3 separate regions of the Homo sapiens genome follow, and regions 1 and 3 are each linked to region 2. A link is a contact called in ENCODE Hi-C data. All regions are on one chromosome and are shown on one strand. Each heading gives the region's core, a stretch centred on a gene start or an enhancer-like site at or near the end of the contact. The rest is flanking DNA. Distances are from core to core; before and after follow the strand shown.

What was found. Hi-C counts contacts between places; a loop is a spot of excess contacts on that map. Pooled maps may share reads with other maps.
Region 1: a map of ascending aorta shows a loop between it and region 2 (12-fold over the local background). The contact joins the promoter of ALG13 here to the promoter of NXT2 in region 2. A Hi-C loop is called at or near these places in 3 of 168 maps with a recorded cell type or tissue (CD4-positive, alpha-beta memory T cell, CD8-positive, alpha-beta T cell and ascending aorta), 2 of 37 single-sample maps with no recorded cell type and 19 of 50 pooled maps.
Region 3: a map of B cell shows a loop between it and region 2 (28-fold over the local background). The contact joins the promoter of RADX here to the promoter of NXT2 in region 2. A Hi-C loop is called at or near these places in 2 of 168 maps with a recorded cell type or tissue (B cell and naive thymus-derived CD4-positive, alpha-beta T cell) and 8 of 50 pooled maps.

What each region holds. Positions count from the first base shown.
Region 1 is chrX:111,678,613-111,682,419 of GRCh38, reverse strand. It overlaps ALG13 (ALG13 UDP-N-acetylglucosaminyltransferase subunit), which reads right to left and starts at 1,250. Exons shown (of 27, transcript NM_001099922.3): 1 at 1,121-1,250; 2 at 126-288. The coding sequence starts at 1,201. RefSeq lists enhancers at 794-853, 874-923, 994-1,183, 863-1,582.
Region 2 is chrX:109,534,513-109,538,209 of GRCh38, reverse strand. It overlaps NXT2 (nuclear transport factor 2 like export factor 2), which reads right to left and starts at 1,366. Exons shown (of 4, transcript NM_001242617.2): 1 at 1,189-1,366; 2 at 79-165. The coding sequence starts at 1,203. RefSeq lists enhancers at 836-895, 1,186-1,385 and a silencer at 1,006-1,055.
Region 3 is chrX:106,609,932-106,613,548 of GRCh38, reverse strand. It overlaps RADX (RPA1 related single stranded DNA binding protein, X-linked), which reads right to left and starts at 1,571. Exons shown (of 14, transcript NM_018015.6): 1 at 826-1,571. The coding sequence starts at 1,468. RefSeq lists enhancers at 1,007-1,346, 1,387-1,576.

The DNA of each region.
Region 1 (3,807 bases), core at 1-2,500, 2.1 Mb before region 2:
TGCATGGCACACGTTTACCTTTGTAACAAGCCCGCACATCCTGCACATGTACCCCCAGAATACCCCAGAACTTAAAAAAAATTAAAATTAAAAGACCCAACCCTGAGATTCTTAGGCACCTTTACCTGCGTGACTAATAACAAGATCTGCTTTCTGAATGTCTTCTTTCAAGGAATCCTTGTACCTGTAAACATCCAGAGTAAACGACTCAGTACTGAAGGGTTCAGGTACCACCGTTCCTCTACCAATTTGCAGGATAAGTCGGTTGTAACCAAGGCTCTCGATTTTCTGAAAGAGGAAATCAGAATGTGAGGGCCTTTTAAACTGGCTATGTAAAACAGAGCAGGAACCACCACCACTACTAAAGTTTGACGTTAACATCGGAGCACGGCCGCCAAAAAGCCTATCTGTGGCCGATTTCACTTAGTTTTCAAAACTATTTTCTGGTCCGGGGCCCGACGAGGAACCTCCCAAGCACTCATGAATCTAAGCGACCCAGCTCGCAGAGTCCCGCGAAAGCCACAGCAGGAAAAGACTTTGGAAAAGGAGTCGCAAACTCGGGGGGAACCCAGGCACTACCCGTTCTGCCTCACTTGATCAACTGCGAGAACCGGGAGCCCTGAGGGGACGACGCGCGCTGAGGAGAGGAACCGCGCGGGCTCCGGCCAAGTGCTGAGGGGAAGGAGCCGGGCTCTGAGGCGAGCTCGGCTGGCTCAGACGCCGGCGCCGACGTGCGGTCCACAGGGGGGCCTGAGGAAAAACTGCCGAGCCCGGTGGAAAACCCGAGCTCGGAGGGGCGGAGCCGTTGGAAGGAGGGGCGGAGGACGCGGAGGCGGAGAATAGAGCGCGGGGGCAGACCGGAAAAGGAGCTGAAGAAATGAGGGAGAGGAGCGGCCGGAATAATGGGAAGAGGAAACAGGCAACCCCGAGTGGCCGGGTAGCCGGAGAAGGGCCCCGCCGGGCGTGGGCAGAAGCCAGCTAAGGGGCAGCGGCACCTGTGGTAGAGTTGCGGGGGTTTCTTTCCGAGCGCGACGGTCAGGCAAGGCTAACGCGGCTGGCAGTATGGCCGGAGATGGCGGGTGGCGAGCCAAGCCGCCGCCTGCTCGCCTCCCTCACTCACTTGCAGACTGTCGGGCGCCGACACACACGCAATGAGGTCGTCAAAGCTGGTGGTCCCTACGGTAACAAACACGCACTTCATGGCGCGGGTTCCTCAAGCCCTGATCGCAAGGGCCGGATATGACGCAACTGAGGCCACGCACGTTGCAGTGACTGCCTTCTGTGAGGGAGGCGGAAATCCGTAATGGCCGCCAGGGGGCGGCGGGGCCCCGGGCTGTGTCACCGGTTGGGTGGGGCAAAAGACTATTGGTGGCCTAGGTACCAGCCACTGTTCTAAGCCCTTTATGTGTAGGAGCCAGCTCTTGAGACCCCTCACTATAAGGGAATGGGGAATTGCCAAATGTAATTAACTTTTTCAAAACTGATGGGTAAAAAAAAAAAACATCATACCCTAAGCATTGAGTTGGTGTCGTTGCGTGGGTACCACAATCTTTTAATGACAGACAAGTTTGAGATTTTTTTGTTTGCTGCCAGGTTTTGTCAAGATACATTTGAGAGATGGTTTTACTTCGAGTTGGCTAAGGGGATATGAAAAATAAAAGTGCCTTACCAGGCACAGTGGCTGTAATCCCAAGCTACTGGGAAGAATCACTTGAGCCCAGGAGTTAAGACTAGCCTGGGCAACATAGCAAAACCCTTGTCTCTAAAAATATTATTTTTTAGGCCAGGTGCCATCGCTCAAGTATGTAATCCCAGCACTTTGGGAGGCCAAGGCAGGTATATTATTGAGGTCAGAAGTTCCAGACCAGCCTGGGCAACATGGTGAAATCCTGTCTCTCCTAAAAATACAAAAATTAGCCGGGCGTGGTGGCAGGCTCCTGTAATCCCAGCTACTCAGGAGGGTGAGGCACGACAATTGCTTGAGCCCAGGAGACAGAGGTTTCAGTGAGCCCAAGATCCTGCCATTGCACTCCAGCCTGGGTGACACAGAATGAGACCCTGTCTCAAACAAACAAAAAAAATTTAATTAGCCGGGGGTGGGAGCACCCACCTGTGTTCCTAGCTAGTCAGAAGGCTGAGGCTGCAGTGAGCCATGATCACACCACTGCACTGCAGCCTGGACGACAGTGAGACCCCGTCTCGAAAAAATAAAAAAACTAAAAATAAAAGGCATCTTATAAGGTATGGGGTCTTGCTCTGTTGCCCAGGCTTGATTCTAACTCCTGGGCTCAAGCAGTCCTCCTGTGGCAGGCCACGTCTCACTAACGGAGGCCTCCATAACAACTGTTTCAGTACTGAGTGGTGAAGTTAATATTAAAAGCTAAAAAAAGCCAGTGCCCTTATACAAAGGCTGGAATGTAACTAAAGCCCACCAAGAGTTTTGCCTAGGCCTTTCCTGGGCCCTAAAGCATGACAAAATAACAAAGGAAGTCTTAACATTACCCATTTAGGATTAAACAAGTTTTATTGTGGGTCTGAAGAAACTCCCCAGGCCTCCACAAACAAGTTTGTTGGGAGTCCGAAGGAACTCCCCAAACCTCTGTGATTTAGCAGGAGACAAGATAAGGGTAATCACGCCAGCACCTGGACTCATTTAGATTTTTTTTTTTTTTTTTTGAGACGGAGTCTCGCTCTGTCACCCAGGCTGGAGTGCAGTGACACAATCTCGGCTCACTGCAAGCTCTGCCTTCCGGGTTCACGCCATTCTCCTGCCTCAGCCTCTCAAGTAGCTGGGAATACAGGCACCCACCACCACGCCCGGCTAATTTGTTGTATTTTTAGTAGCGACGGGGTTTCACCATGTTAGCCAGGATGGTCTCGAACTCCTGACCTCATGATCCACCCACCTTGGCCTCCCAAAGTGCTGGGATTACAGGCGTGAGCCACCGCACCTTGCCGGACCCATTTAGATTAAGTAAATTTACTGAGGCTCCAGAGGAAGATCTTCAAGATTCAGACCTTATTTATAGATTAAAAGAAGTTAATCACTTATGTCTTTAGATGAATGCACACTTACATGTAGACATATAGCTTAGAAGGTATATAAGCTCTGGAAAACATCGTGATTTTGAGTTGGTTTCGTGATAATATCCAGGCCTTTTCCCTGTAAACAGTTACAGAAATAAAAACTCTCTTCCTCCACAGTTTATCTGCATCTTGTTATTAGGTCACGAGAAATAGCAGCCCCACCCTCAGTTTGGTCCGAGAGCACTCCCGCCTCCGCCTCCACCTCCCAAGTAGCTGGGACTACAGGTGCATCAAAAGTGGCTTTTAGAAAATCACTCTAACTGGCTGGGCACGGTGGCTCACGCCTGCAATCACAGCACTTTGGGAGGCCGAGGTGGGTGGATCACAAGGTCAGGAGCTTGAGGCCAGCCTGGCCAGCATGGTGAAACCCCATCTCTACTAAAAATACAAAAATTAGCCAGGCACGGTGGCGGGCACCTGTAATCCCAGCTACTTGGGAGGCTGAGGCAGGAGAATCACTTGTACCTGGGAGGCGGAGGTTGCAGTGAGCTGAGATTGTGTCACTGCACTCTAGCCTGGGCAACAGAGCAAGATTCTGTCTCAAAAAAAAAAAAAATCGCTCCAACTTGGGCTCTTCTACCAACTGTGGTTCTCAGAAAACCAGGGCCCTCTAGGGTCCCCTGGAAGCTGCAAACAGTTAACCTCCATTAGCAAGCATGACTTGTAAAATAGAGGTGATAAAGCCTGAAGCATTGATCTACAATCTATTGAATTATTCCA
Region 2 (3,697 bases), core at 117-2,616:
AACGCTGGCTCCAGACACAACCTGGTATTTAATAAAGAGTAGTAGTCTATAAAGAGTAGTAGAGTCTATAACACTCACCCGTCTTCTTTTATCCATTGTCTCATAGTAAATATTGACAAACTCCTCAGCAGCTCTACATGCCTGATCTACATAAGTTTTAAAATCCTACAAGAAAAATTCCAGAAGTATAGATTACCAACCTTTTCAACCCCTCACAAACACAAAACCACTGACAGAAGCTGATGATTTATTTCAACCACTATGTAGCTCTATATACAGTCCACATTCTTTCATATAAATTCAGACATTTTAAAGGCCGGACTCTGAAGTTTGCAATTTTAAAATTTTTCACTAATTTTAAGTGCATGTCTTTAGGACATAATCTTCTCAATGAATCTGAGTCTTTTTCAGTCTCCACATATAAATTTATAATCTTTTCTTGGCAACTAAGCACTTTAGACTTTCAATATTTTACAAACATTCACGGCAATGAAAATGACACCACCTGAACCTTAGAAAAGGAGAGAGAGCGGCAAAAACTGCCACTGAATAAGCTAGGAAATTGTTTTCTGTTTTCAAGTGAGGTGTTAGAGCCAAACTCCAAAGTTGATGAATGGGAAACACACACACACACACACACACACACACACGAAAGTAGTTCAACTACTTGAAAAACCGGCAGCTCCACTTAGGAAACTTTCCCACATTGCGTAAATATTCACTGCTGTTTGCCTAAGAACTGTGACACCGAAGAAAGCAACGCTGTTGGCGTTCGTGCCGGAGAATTAAGGAATACCTTCCTTCTCATTCATGTACGGGGCCCAGTCTATTACTAAATTAAGAACAATGAATCGCCAGTTTCTTTGTCAGGTGACTGAAAGTGATTTTTAGAGAGGAAGATAATCGAGAGAAAGAAACTGCAAGCCATAAACAACAAACCCCAACATCCCCGCCTCTCGCTATTTCCCAGCTCAGGGTCCTTTCCGGGATCAGAAAGCGACTGCTAACCAGGCTGGGGGTGGGGCCGGCAGGGCGGGCAGCAAAGCGTGGGCCCCGCCCCGCAGTGCAGAGAGCCGGGACGTGATTCGTCACCTATCCACGTGAGCAGCAGCCAGACCGCCCCGGAATCCCTCCTCTCAGCCACTGGAGTCCGGCGCCCAGCCGTCCTGCCACGGCCCAGGCACTCACCAGAGACGTGGCCATCTGGGACCTTGTAGCAGTGTGTTCTGGCAGTGTCGGCGTCACTACCTCCTCACGTGTCCGGTCCGCAGGGCTGCGGAATGATCAATACTTATGAAGAGAGCGAAACCCGCCAAACGCACAAAATTTTCCACCCTCCCATTCTCTCCCGGAAGTAGCTCGGTCCGTCGTTAAAAGCACACCGATGTTCCAACCTTAAGTTCCACTTCCCTTCAGTTCCTGAAGATCCCTCCCATCCACCTTATCTACTTGTTTGATACTTAGTTTAAAATTTAAAAGCCACTTTGCTTTTGTAAACATGATACTCAACAGGAAAGTCCCCTACTTTTCTAACGACAAGCCTGGGGACAAGCAAAAATGAAAGTGTTCAATTACAGGGACTTTTTTGCCCCAGGAGGCGGAGCCAAAGCCCTCTGAAGACCAATTAGAAATGCGAGGAGACCTACTATTCCGTAGCCTATAGGATAAGTGGGCAGAGCTTGGGGAAAGGCGTGCGTGACTAGTGAACAATTTAGCATTCTGGAACGTTCTGGAAGGATCATCCTCACTGAATTACTACGTTTTGGCAGTATGCCTAAAATTACTATTTCATTTTAACCCAGCCACATTGAACAGGAAAAGTTCATCTGGTTTCTCCATTCTGGCATTTTAAAATGTCTCACGGACACCAACAAAAATTAAGTTTACAGTGCTATTCACCATCTTTTAAGGGCTATTTATTCTGCAAGGTATTCTAACAATAACTAAAATGTCGAGTGCTGACTATATGTAAGGTGCTTTTCTAATCAGTTTTACATATATTCACTTATTATAACAATGCTGAGGTAATTGCTATTATTTTATCATCTTCATTTTACAGCTAAGACTGTAAAATCTGCCTACGGTCACAAACTAGTTGAGATTCAAACTCAAGCAATATAACTGTCATGGCAATGTGGCTTTGCTCCCCAACACCCCTTAAAAACCTCTCATCCCAAAGCCGCCAATGACTTCTGATTTAAATGGCAAATTAATTAGATGTCGTAGTTTTACCTTGAGTGGCTGGTGTGTGGCCCCTCATAATAGTTACTTCTTCTTTGGTATCCTTCTCTGTCTCCCTGAGACCAGTGGCTTCTGTATTTTCTCATACTTTTAATCTTTCTCTTTATCTGGCTCTTTTCTCTTCAAGGTAGGACTAACGGAAGCTTCTTCTCAGCCAGCCAGCTTCCGTTTTCCGTTAACCTCTGACTGGCGTCACTTCCGGTGCATCCCCCCTTTTAAAGCCTCCCTTCTTCAGGGTGATCTAAATTGCTACTCGTATGCTAATGAATCTCAACAACCTATCCCAAGCCCCCACCCCTTATCTGAGCTCCAATTACACATAATAATTTTGCTAAACATGAACGTGACTGCACTATAGGCTTCTCAAACTTGTACGTCCAAAATTTAAACTCATTATTTCCTCCGCACTTCCAAACTTTTATATTCTCCCAGTCACCTATCTTGAATTCTCGGAATCTTTATTTTTTTGGTTCCGCTCTCCTCCTCATCATAATTCATTCAATAAATATTTATCAAGTATTCACTATGTGCCAAAGATTGTGCAAGGCTCTGTATATAGAGTGGTGAATAAAATAGGCATGTTTCGAATCCTTGTGAGGCTCAAAGTGTAATGAGAGTGCTAGACAATAAACATAACATTGAGTTACAAAGAAATACTAAGTAACTTGCTTAGTTCTGACCATTCCCTATAGCAACCCTTCTCCCTCTTCCCCTCCCCTCCCCTCCTCCTCCTCCTCCTCCTCTTCTTCTTTTTTTTAGAGACAGAGTCTCACTCTGTGGCCCAGGCTGGAGTGCAGTGGCATGATGTTGGCTCGCTGCCAACCTCCGCCGCCCGGGTTCAAGTAATTCCCTTGCCTCAGCCTCCCGAGGAGAGTAGCTGGGACTGCAGGCGCCAGCCACCACGTCCGGCTAACCCTCTTCGTTTTTCTCCCTCGCTCTTCTTGGCTCTCTCCCTCCCTTTCTCCCCCACACTTCTCTCACTTTCCCCATCTCATTCTCTCCTCCCTCTCTCACCCCCACTTCTCTCTCTTTCCCCCTCTCATTCCCCCTCTCATTCTCTCCTCCCACACAAACTTTGATAACTCTATTGTCTATTTTCTTCCAAATTCTCATAATCTTTAAATACCTACCTTGGTCTGATCTGAATTTATTTTCCCAGGCTATTCTCCCAAATTCACCAACACTGGCAAAGTTAACTACTACTGTTTGCCAAGAATGACTGATGTTTACTACTTCATTGGTGATTGTTTTTCTTGATTGAGAGATTGTGTTTTATATGATTTCATTCAATCCTCACAACCCCCAGAAAGGCAGACATTATTATCTAGATTTTTAAAAATTTAAACTTAAGTTTAAAGAAGTTAAGTAAATTGGTTAAGATGATACAGCTAGTGGACCTGGGATTTCAGTCCCAAACTTTCAAATCCCAAAGTCTGCTTTTAGACACTTGGCTATT
Region 3 (3,617 bases), core at 322-2,821, 2.9 Mb after region 2:
TCTTTCTCCTTCCAGTACTTTCTCTTATTTTATTTTTTGCATTTTATTTCTTTCCCCATTTCAAACGTGTTCATGCCTACAGTACTATCATTCCCCTTAATTTCATCTGTTAGAGAAAAAAAACGTATTTTAGAGCAGTTGCTGATGGCAAGCTAGTGTTTTCAAGCTAACTTCCTACTTCTGATACAGAAAAATTGAAGTTCCCAGATCAGTACTCTTTGTGGTGAGTAATAAGAAACAAGAAAATGAGAATGTCAAGCCTTCCCATAAAAATCACACCGTTAAAAGGTGATATTTACATAACTGTTACACGGCGTTTCAATCAATGTAAAGTATTAAGGAATACATCACGGAGCATCCTTTTTGAATGAAGATTAAAACATGCAAACCCGCAAATTTTTACAACCTTTATGCTAAATTCAAATCTATAAGCTCTTCAACCGACACAACGTACTATTTCCACAACTGGATTGGGAATAAAACTAAGATTAATTCCACCACAATCAAACATGTAACGAACGTATGAGGAATACTGACTCCCACATCAGTACGTTTGCCAGACTGAATTTTAAGATGTAGTCAAACACACTTCCTGAATTGGCCACTTTTGCAATCAAAGAAACAAACAAACAAAAAACACCAACAAAAACCACTGGCTGTGCAAATTTCATTGAGCATCCCTTGGTCATTTAAGAAAACTTGTCTACCTACCACTCCTGGCTTGTAATTAACAATACAAAAGCATTTTCATTTCCTTTCCCGTTCACGCAAGCTCCTGAAAACTATTTTTTTTAAAACCCTCTGCCGTTCTTTCCAAACACTTACCGCTAAAGTTGTGTTCCTCAGGTTGCTTGTCTGTTAACCAGATATCTCCATAGGGATCTTCGTTATTCCACAGCGCCAGGTAATGACTCTTCCCGCCTCTTAAAGGCCTCTCTGGTTTCTCCTGGTGCGCTCTATTTCTGAAGGGAGTTTCTAAAGAAATACTGTCTGAAGTCTCCCCACAGTGGACGTTATCTATGCACAGGATCCCCTGGCCTATCCTTTTCTCATTGTAAAGACATGAGACCCTGGAAATTCTCATTTGAATGCCAACTTTAAGAATATTTTGATATACGAGAGAGTTCAAGCTGGGGTCCAGGTAGCACTTCTCCTGGTACACCCCATCTGAGATCGTCACATCATAGCAATAAAGGGGAGGCTTGGGCACCGTGTCGCGTGGCTCATCCTCTAACAGGTACCTCTGGACGGCCAGCACAGTTACAGGCACCACCTCCGAGGGGGTGACACACTGGCGAGGTGAGTCCATAATCTGCTCAAGAACCTTTTGGATCCAGGACCTGGGCCCTTGGGAACCAGCTCTTCGGATCACCCCTCCCGGGACCCCAGCCCGATTCCTCTCAGGGTTCGGCCAATCTAGCCCTGCATGTGAGGGACCAGCCTCAGGCTGTCCTGACTCACCAGACATTGTTGGATAACTGCGTACCCGCTTCACTCCCAAAAGCTAGTTTGCCCCGTCCAAAGCGGAGAGAAATAAAACCGCGCGCTTTGGCGACGATCGCTACTCTGCCCCTGCTGACAGGCAAGACTCCGCCCCGTAGCGAGGCTGCAAAGACTTTACGCGTGCGCGCGCCAGCTCTCCCACCCCGCCCCTCGCTCCGAGCGCTTCCGACTCGAGACACTGTTACTAGGCAGTCACACGCGCGAGTTACGTAGCAGGTCGTCCGACCTTGTGCCCGCCGGGTTGCCGTCTGGGGGAGGGATGACAGGGGAAGGGGAGGGGGAATCGGTGGTTGTCATGGTTCTCAAAGAGGGAGGGGGAGAGCGCTTGTGGTCCCCTGGAAAGGAGGATGCCTAGAGGCAAGGGAAAAGAGAAAGTGGCAAGAATCAGGGTGCAGAGTCAAAGCTCAGGGATTTGGGGGTTTGGGCTTTGGGCCAGGAACAGAAAGTAATTTAGAGTTGGTTAACATATGTTAATGTTATAACATGGGTTTCCTGTAGTATGAACAAAACCAGATAATTTATGCAGAGCCTCCAGGACAGACTCTAGCACAAAAAGTCCTCAGTAAACATTAGCTGCTATTGCGATTAGCATTAGCATAATTATCTGTAGTGGCTCCCTGAGTGTAGGGTGGGTGAATTAGTGTTTAAGTGCAAATGAAAATAGAAAACTAGAACTGGCTTGTAAAGGGCTGCCTTTAGATTAGACTTCTTAAAATGCAGCTAGTTTTAATATAATACCTGGCCTAATATACATCTAGGGTAGAGATTTCAGAAACTTTGTTTAATGTTTGTTTGTTTAATGCAAGGCATATATCAGGAACGAATGTAAAGTGAAAAAGCTGATAAGAATAGTAAAAATTAAGGATAAAATATTTAATAGATGTACTTAGATCCAGTATACATAGAAGGGAGTAATTGTTCTAAGAATACTTTTTAAGATGGTTATGAGCTGATTTTGTTTATACTAATTTCCTTTGGCTCTCTATTTTATCATTCTTTATTCACTATTTATGAAGTCTCTATATGAGGTAGGCACTGTTTTAGGCCACTGGGGATAACTGTAGTCAGGGTCCTTCCCTCAAGTTTCTTCTCATTGCTTGGGCTAAAGAGCCCTGCCGTTATTAATACTTAACTAATTTACTCATTCTATACAGATTTCTTGAGTGTCTGGTCTGGGCAGGGTATAGCCTTGCTAGGGAGACCAAAAAACATAGTAAGGGGAAATAAAGTGGAGGGAACAGGAGTTAATATTTTATAAAAAGTATGATTACAGAAAGGTTCTCTAGTAAGAGACTGAACAGAACAGAGATGTGCAGGAAGTGAGGAAGTGAGCTATGTGGATATCTAGGGGAATGGCACTTGAATCAGAGAAAACAAGAAGAATAAATTCCATGAGACAGAAGCATACTTGATATTTTCAAGGAAATGCATAAGCCAATCAGCCGCAGTGGAGGGGCGAGGGGGAGAGTGGTAGGAGGTGAGGTCAGAGAGGTAGCAGGGTTTCTTCTATTATGAGCAAAGGAGTGACATGACACTTAGTCTTGAACCCCACTTCCTTCATGATGCCTCCCCTCACCAATTCAGTCTAGGATAATCTTTCTCTTCTCTGTATCACCTTGTATCACTCATTTGATACTTATCATCTAATACTTGCAGTTAAAAAAAAAAAACTTAATGTATGCGTAACTCAGAGTTTCTCAACATGGGCACTCTTGATTCTTTGGGCCAGAAAGTTTTTTGTTGTGGGCTGTCTTGTGCACTGTAGGATGCTTAGCAGCATCTCTGGCCTCTACCCATTAGATACCTGTAGCACCTCCCCCTCCAGTTGTGAGAACCAGAAATATCTCCAGACATTGCCAAATGTCCCCTGGGGTAGCAAAGTCGCTACAAGTTGGAACACCCGATTATGATCTGCATTAACTAGATCTTAAACTTTTCGAAAGCAGAAACTGATTTGTTCTTTCACTACTGCTATGCATAAAAGGCACTCAAATATTTTAAATAAGTAAAACATATAATTCCCAGTGCCTCTCTACCAAAGGGAATATACAAGTGTGGCTTTCCATAAACAAACAAATGCAATATACAAAAATCCAAATTTACCAAACATAAAA